3 separate regions of the Homo sapiens genome follow, and all the other regions are linked to region 2. Evidence: chromatin loops called from intact Hi-C (ENCODE). Cell type or tissue: IMR-90. All regions are shown on one strand. Region 1 has its middle 26 kb from the start of ARHGAP15-AS1. Region 2 has its middle 2.3 kb from the start of QTMAN-AS1. Region 3 overlaps ARHGAP15 (Rho GTPase activating protein 15).

Region 1 (2,500 bases), 130 kb after region 2:
TAAGTCATAATATAACATGAGCTTTTCATATCCTATTCAAAAGTTTTGGTAGAACTGAAAGTAAAAGATCTTTAAGAATGAAACTACTGGGTGAGTGAACCACTAGGGGAGGAAAAGTTTGCAACAAGGCAAGTATGAGGGCAGCAAAGACAAATTTCTCCAACCTCACTTTTATGGGCTGAACTGTGTCTTCTTGAAATTCATATGTTTGAGCCCTAACCCCTAGTACCTCAGAATGTGACTATATTTGAAGACAACAGGGTCTTTGAAGACGTAAGTAAGTAAAATCAAGTCATGAGGGTAGCTTCTAATCCATTTTTGTCCTTATAAGAAGAGGTGATTAAACACAAACAACACAGATTGAGGGATGACCACGTGACGACACAGGGAGAAGACGACCCTGCTTACGCTTTGACCTTGGATTTCCCAGCCTGCAGAACTGTGAGGAAATGAAATTCTGTTGTTTAAGCCACCAAGTCTGTTGTATTCTGTTATGATAGCCCTAGCAAACTAAAACACTCACTCTTTTTCAAAGGGAAGGTGTCAGGACTGCTAGTTAGATTGCTCAGCTTCTTTGAAGCTGAGGCTTTTATCTGAAGTAGTTCTTAGATCTTTCTAGCCCCAGGGAAAACCCCTATGGACCAGGTCCTTCACCTCAGGCTGATTTTGTCAGGCATGGATTAAATTCAAAATATTATTTGGACATACACTGGAAGAAAGGTGATGAGCAAAAATTAAGCTAGAAACACTAATTGTGGTGCTTCCTATTAGTGAGATGGAGTCCGATCAAGTCACTGTTTGAGGAAAGCCATGGTTGATTGGCCAACCCTCCATATTAAAAATGAGGACTGCCTGTATTTTCACTTCTTAAAAACTATGGGCAATTTTCCATGATGTCCCTCTGTTGGGCACTTCTGATGTATTAAATGAATTTTGGTAAGAGATTTTCAAAATGGGCTTTTGGAACTTGGATACTTTGGCATCAGCAAGCAACAAAGGGCTTCTTGTATTAATATTTTTAAATGTAAATATAAAGTAACTGCGGTAACAGCAAGTCAGGGTATTCATGTTTAAAACCAGTTTTCATTGTTAATAACGAAACTGCAGACTTCTGACTCAACTGTTAACGTGTTGCTGGTGGAACCCGGGAGTCTGAAGGGCAAGGATAATTTATAGTTGCCAAATCACTGAGAGAAAATTCCAACTATGTAGAAATGTAAATATTCAGTATTAGAAAGGATAATTAAGGATAGGCTAAATATTTACCCAGTTCTCTTCTTTTCAAATTACAAATAAGACTATTCTGGTTGGTTCATGTTTTCTGATAGAAGAAGGGATAGAAAAAAATGAGAGTGGGGGGAATGTCTTTCCTTTCCTATCCAAAATATATCTCTTAACTCACACAGGCATAAAATATAGCCCCCATTCATTTTTTTAACCTTAAAATTTGTTACACAATTATTTTACCATACTAAACTGCTGATGAAATTTGTATGTGTTGCATCAAAACTATCAAAGATATGTTAAATACGAACATGAAAAATATAATTTTAGCAGCAAATTAAATAGAACATAAATCACTTAGAGAAAATTTGTAGATTAGAAGGTTGCAGCTATTTAAATGTTCAAGGACTTCTAATTGTCACTTTAAAAGAACCTTGTAGCAGACTTACAAAGAAATAGCCATATTGGGGGAGAATAGTCAAAGCTTTGTGTAAAGCTTTTTCTTTCAGGAATTCTTTTCTATTTCCTGTGGTCATTTTCTCATGAGGATATTTTCAAAGGGATGCTGTTCATGAGAAGGAAGTTTTAAACAAGATCATTCTGTCAATCATGGTCCAGGCAGGAAAACAGAAGCCACTCTAGGTTTTTCAAACAGAGGCAATTGAGTACAGGGAGTTGGTTACACAGATGACAGAAGTGTTAATGAAGTGATGGTGAGGCAACCCAGAAATTAGAAACAATAGGAAGCTGTAGGCCAGGCGTGGTGGCTCACTCCTGTAATCCCAGCACTTTGGGAGGCCGAGGTGGGTGGATCCCCTGAGGTTGGGAGTTCAAGACCAGCCTGACCAACATGGAGAAACCCCGTCTCTACTAAAAATACAAAATTAGCTGAGTGTGTTGGTGCATGCCTGTAATCTCAGCTACTCCTGTAATCCCAGCACTTTGGGAGGCCGAGGTGGGTGGATCACCTGAGGTCGGGAGTTTGAGACCAGCCTGACCAACATGGAGAAACCCCGTCTCTACTAAAAATACAAAATTAGCTGAGTGTGTTGGTGCATGCCTGTAATCTCAGCTACTCCTGTAATCCCAGCACTTTGGGAGGCCGAGGTGGGTGGATCACCTGAGGTCGGGAGTTTGAGACCAGCCTGACCAACATGGAGAAACCCCGTCTCTACTAAAAATACAAAATTAGCTGAGTGTGTTGGTGCATGCCTGTAATCCCAGCTACTTGGGGGGCTGAGGCAGGAGAATTGCTTAAACCCAGGAGGCAGAGGTT
Region 2 (2,500 bases):
TGGTTTAAAGGTGTGAGCGGGTGGGTTAACACGTGAGAGCAGTCCAAAAGTAAAGCGAGGTTGGGAGAGGGTGGCCTACATAAACCAACTCTTGGAAGGCTGAACAAGAACGCATGGGAAGTGCATTAAGAAGAGACTGTAAACAATGATAATCAGGGCTTTCAAAAATCATAAAACGGATTGAAATATCTGATTCATTATTTATTCATCACAGCGCAACTTTGCGAATCTGAGAATAGTGTTTGGAAACCAAGTGCCTTCTATTTAGTACATCAAATCAGCAGATGGGTCTCCCTTCCAAACTGCGGCTAAAGGGTTAAAGCTATAATTTTAGAAAAGAATCTTAGGAAATGACACTCAGATCTAATATATTTCCTTTTCTTTCTGGCAATAATATCCCCCAAAGAATAAATATATACTTATTGATATCATGATAATGTTTCTCATTCTGAGTACAAGTGTCAGACTGATTCCCGTTTGTGTAAGTGTTTTTAAAACTGCGAGGACACTTTCGCTACTCTGAAAGCTGACGAGCCAATGAAGGGGAGCTTCTTTTAACTCCATAATAGCAGGTTACATAGTAAATGAACACTGATGGTCAAATAGCCAATTATGGTATAAATATCCGTTGTTTACAGAGAGGTGTTAAATGAGCCTTGGAGTACAAGGGATTAGGCCGATCTATGCTACAATTTGTTCTTCAACCCATTATGTCTTCCCTTTAAAAGGCCAGTGCCATTGTAGGTAGTACGCACACAGAACATACTTCTCTATGTTGATTTTAGTTTGCTTTATTTCGATGCACACTGTTGTTTACTTTTTAAAATTTAAATAAATGTCAGCATTGTATAATTTCTATGTTAACAAAGCAGTGAGCAAAATCCCTTGTATGTTTATAAAATATTATTGTTTAATTCACATAGTTTAGAAATTCCAAATGTTGAGAATAGGAAGGAGGCCAAATACCATCTGTTTATAACTATGATGCATCGTAATATGTGTACTTTTAAAAGGAGTTTGGTCAATCATGCCACTATTTTATCTGCTCGGAATATGTTGGAGATTTAAAATGTAATTTACAGGATTACTTTTAGTGCGTTGCATCCAACTGTGAGTTGTAAAGAAATCGGTCTCTTCTGTTTTTCTCAAATTAATCATGTAACAGCCCCAATTAATGGGGGCTGTTAAACGTGTCGCTTTTTGCTTAGCTCCAGAATTCTTCTAACTTTGGCTCAGTCCACCTTCTTGATGCTGATAAAAACTCCAAGGACAAATGAAACAAAACACTCCTAGCTGTGTCTTTCTGCCAGGAGATAGTCACTAAGAATGGCAGGCAGGATATGGTAGCTAATAATTAGCTAACATCAGCCCTGAGAAATTACCTGTGAAATACCCTTTGGTACTGAATTGAAAAACATCTGACACTCCCTGTTTTAAAATAGTATTTTCTTGTCCCCGAGACTTCTGATTTAACTTACCTTTTATTTCAAAGGCATCTAATTGCATACCATGTAACAAAGGGAGTATACTTACTTGCAATAGATGAGCAGGTTTTTGTTTTTGTTTTTAGTTACAAACTCAAGTTATTCAGTTAGGAACTCTCCCTTGCTTTGCAAATCAGGGAATCTCAGCAACTGGGCCTTCAATTCCAGGCAGCCATAGTTTTAAATCCAGAGGTGGTTTTAGAGTGTCACACCATGGGGTCTCTTTTTCAAGAAGGAGGAAGTGAAGATGAGCTCAGATGTCTTGAAAAAGGTTTGAAAGCTGTGATAAAAACATTTATTAGCAAATGATGGTTGCTTGATTGATTTTTTAACAAGGTAGAATCAGTAAAAAGCTACATCTTGAAATGCTTTTATAAACACATGCAGAAATATGAAAACAAACTCCCAATAAACTGGGCATGTTCTGGATGTTTTACTTCTCAGTTGAGTGTTCAATGAAAAAATGGTGCTGTATAAAGTGGTTTCTCTGTACTATTTAGCAATATCTGTTTTCTCAAACATTTTAGTTTTAGCAGCTTCATCTAAAATTGTACCAACCTAGATTATGTACTCATACATAATTAAGAACATTAAGAATACCTTCTCTAAGTAAACAAACTGACCCATTATACTTTTTTTTTTTCAATCTAAATGTTATATTTTGAAAGTCTATTTGTTTTCTTTCTGGTCAGATTTTTTTCCCCCAAAAATGAATCCATTGGCTTTTTATGTTATCAAGATATGCTTAAGCTTGTTTTTCTTTGGGTTACAATAAGAAAATGCCAGACTCCTTTTTCCTACGTAATTGCTCAAGTGTGTACAGAGTATAAGAGTGAATCCAAAAAATAATAATAATGTTAGGGATAAAGAGGAAGGAGATTGGAAAAAGTGGAGGGGGAAGGGAGGTAAGAATAGCAGAAGATAGAACTGGGATAAAAGAGGTTTATCAGACAAAGCTTTCCAAATTGCTTGGAGGAGATAAGACATAATCATTACAAGCATCATCATTTCCAAAT
Region 3 (2,500 bases), 420 kb after region 2:
ATTGTAAATAATGCAAAGATTGCTTTATTCATTCAGTAACTATTTCATGCAGGTTATAAGCCAGACACTGTGTGCCAGCCTGAAAATGTAATGATGCACCATCTCCTACAGTTTAGGTGGACAGAATAACTGTCACAAGCAGCTACAACATAATATGACTAATGCTATTGCAGATACGTGTAAAAAAATAGTGAGGGTTTATTGTACACTACACTAAGCCAAGCAGGGCTCAAAGTACTTTATATATTCTAACATTTAATTCTCACATGCACCTGCAATCCTTTGAGCGTGTATACTATCATCATCTTCATTTTACAGAAGAGGGAACTAAGGCCCAGAGATATTGAGTTATTTGTGAAAGGTCACAGAGCATTAGGCTCTTGGGGGAGGGAGGATGGGGACCCGAACTAAGACAATAAACCTGTCATGGCAAGAAGGAGTGATTCAGTCGGGTTTGGCAAGTGGGTGTAGGAGGTGAGCTGATCCACCAGGTAAAAGTGACTGCCAAGTTCCTTGCTTGACTGGAGAAGACAGAGATGCAGTTACTTGAGGGTCTTGAGAATGGAAATGGAATTTAGACATTAAGGAAAAGTATTTCAAATGCAGCAGAATGGTTATGAGAGATCAAGATGAAAAATGTTCGCTGGATTTTGGCAATTTCAGGATATGAGTGACCTTAAGAAAAATGGTTTCAGTAGAGGAGTGAAACTGAAAAGCAGATAGTTGTAATTAAGACTTGAAGAGAAGGTGAAGAAGTAGAGACAGCAAATAGACTCCTATTTTAAGAACTTTAGAGGTGAAAAGGCTAGCATATGGGGACTACTTAGTTATAAGTGGAGATAAGACCTGGAAGAGGATTTTGAATTGGGATGGATAGGAGAGAATTTCAGCTACAGGGTATTTTTTATTGCCACGGAGCTGGGTGAAGTACACTGCTGATTATTTTTAGCGGTTATAATGTTGGAAGTGGGGGAGGTACATTACTGCCACTTACTGGTGGTCCAGGCAAGTGCATCCAGTCCCTCACAAGGGAAAAACTGCCATTGGTGTCTTGGTGAGTAAAGAGCCTAGACATCTGGAATTTCACTAGCTAGAGGGCAGATGTTTGCTTTCCCCAGTTACCAGCAAAGCCAAAACTGTTCTTCTCACTTATAGCCTCTCTTGAAACTTGCTGTACTCACCCAAGAAGGTGGGGCTCTGGAGTACAAGAACCTAGTATCTCAGGTGAACTTGGTTACATCAAAGGTCACCATGTGCCCCAAGCTTGAACAAAGCAACGCTTCTTCTACAAAATTTAGAATTTGGATACTGAGAGACTGAGGTGGTTGTTTCTAGGGATGAGAACTCTAGGCTGCCTACACTTAAACCCTGGGGGCTGGGACAGCCAATTTGGGAAGATGCTTATGTGCCGCAGATGAGCGGACACAGGAACTAGTTTGCAGGGAGAGGCAAATGGAACAGATCCAACTCAGCTCCTGACTTTCCAGTGCCTACTCCAGGCACTCTGTATCCTTGCCATGGCACTTGCCATACCCATGTCATGAGCTCCATAAATACCATGAGATCCCCTCCCACCCATTTTAATAGAACTCTTGAGTAAATTTCTGTTTATTGCAAGCAAATACACCTGGCAAAAATATGGATGTAGCATTGGACAAACGTTTCAAGAAAGGGATTACAGTCACAACAGGACCAGGTCTGGCAAAATAGCTCAATGGGATCCACTGCTTACAGATGACACTGGCTAGGAAGAGTATGGTAGATATCAATTGGTTTTGCTGGTCCTGTGTCTATCCTCCTATTCTCTGGCAAGAACACCCTGAGATTCCCTTGGGGATGGTCCTTTCTCATTTTGCTGCCATTTGTTTTGGGTAGTGTTGACTCCACCCTCTCCATCTCCAGTGACGAATATGCATTTTATCTTCTTGGCCACAGTAATTGGTTCAGGCATGAACATGTGGCCCAAGTGGATCCTGTCAAGTAAATCCTGAGACTTTTTCTGATGTTACTGGGAGAGAGGAACCCTCTTTTTATGAGAGATATTAAACTATGAAGATATGAGTCTGATCTTCTAGACGCTATGCTGCCACCTCTGGAAGAGTGGAAAACAGAGCTGAGTGATGGAAGACAAATATATTTGATAGCATTTTGAACTCCTAGATCCAGTCATGCCTGAAGCTATCCCTGTCCCTTGGACTCTTCAATTAAGTAGCTAGTAAATTCCATTCTGACTTTTACAGTTTGGACAAGTTTCTGTCATTTACAGTGGAAAGAATGTAGACTACAACATTAGCCCTTGACAGACAATGAATTAAATAATTGAGAAGAGATGATAATGCACATCACATGGCTTTGCAAAGTAAATAGTGCTGTCCAAAGAAAGGAAATCAGAGATTTAACTACACTGTCATTGTTGAATTTAAGTGCTGTGGTAGGATTGCTCTCCATTTGTAAATCTAATACACCTAGAGTTTCATACACCAAGGAGGACAATTCAATG

The links. Peaks named below come from ENCODE experiments on the same cell type or tissue, not always from the same donor. Only the 100,000 strongest peaks of a DNase experiment are listed, where the experiment ranks them.
Region 1: it touches region 2 in a loop (2.4-fold over the local background); 2 of 110 quality-filtered maps call a loop at or near these places.
Region 3: it touches region 2 in a loop (5-fold over the local background); 5 of 110 quality-filtered maps call a loop at or near these places.

Annotation. Positions count from the first base shown.
Region 1 is chr2:143,801,064-143,803,563 of GRCh38, reverse strand. No RefSeq gene overlaps it. Among named protein-coding and RNA genes, the nearest start is that of ARHGAP15-AS1, 26 kb to the right of the region's middle. In IMR-90, no CTCF peak of the experiment used is centred here; a DNase peak (open chromatin) is centred at 1,133; H3K27ac peaks cover 1,746 bases.
Region 2 is chr2:143,933,565-143,936,064 of GRCh38, reverse strand. No RefSeq gene overlaps it. Among named protein-coding and RNA genes, the nearest start is that of QTMAN-AS1, 2.3 kb to the left of the region's middle. In IMR-90, no CTCF peak of the experiment used is centred here; a DNase peak (open chromatin) is centred at 964; H3K4me3 peaks cover 282 bases; H3K27ac peaks cover 1,649 bases.
Region 3 is chr2:143,511,767-143,514,266 of GRCh38, reverse strand. All of the region lies in intron 9 of ARHGAP15 (Rho GTPase activating protein 15), which reads right to left. Among named protein-coding and RNA genes, the nearest start is that of ARHGAP15-AS1, 260 kb to the left of the region's middle. In IMR-90, a CTCF peak has its summit at 994; a DNase peak (open chromatin) is centred at 1,006.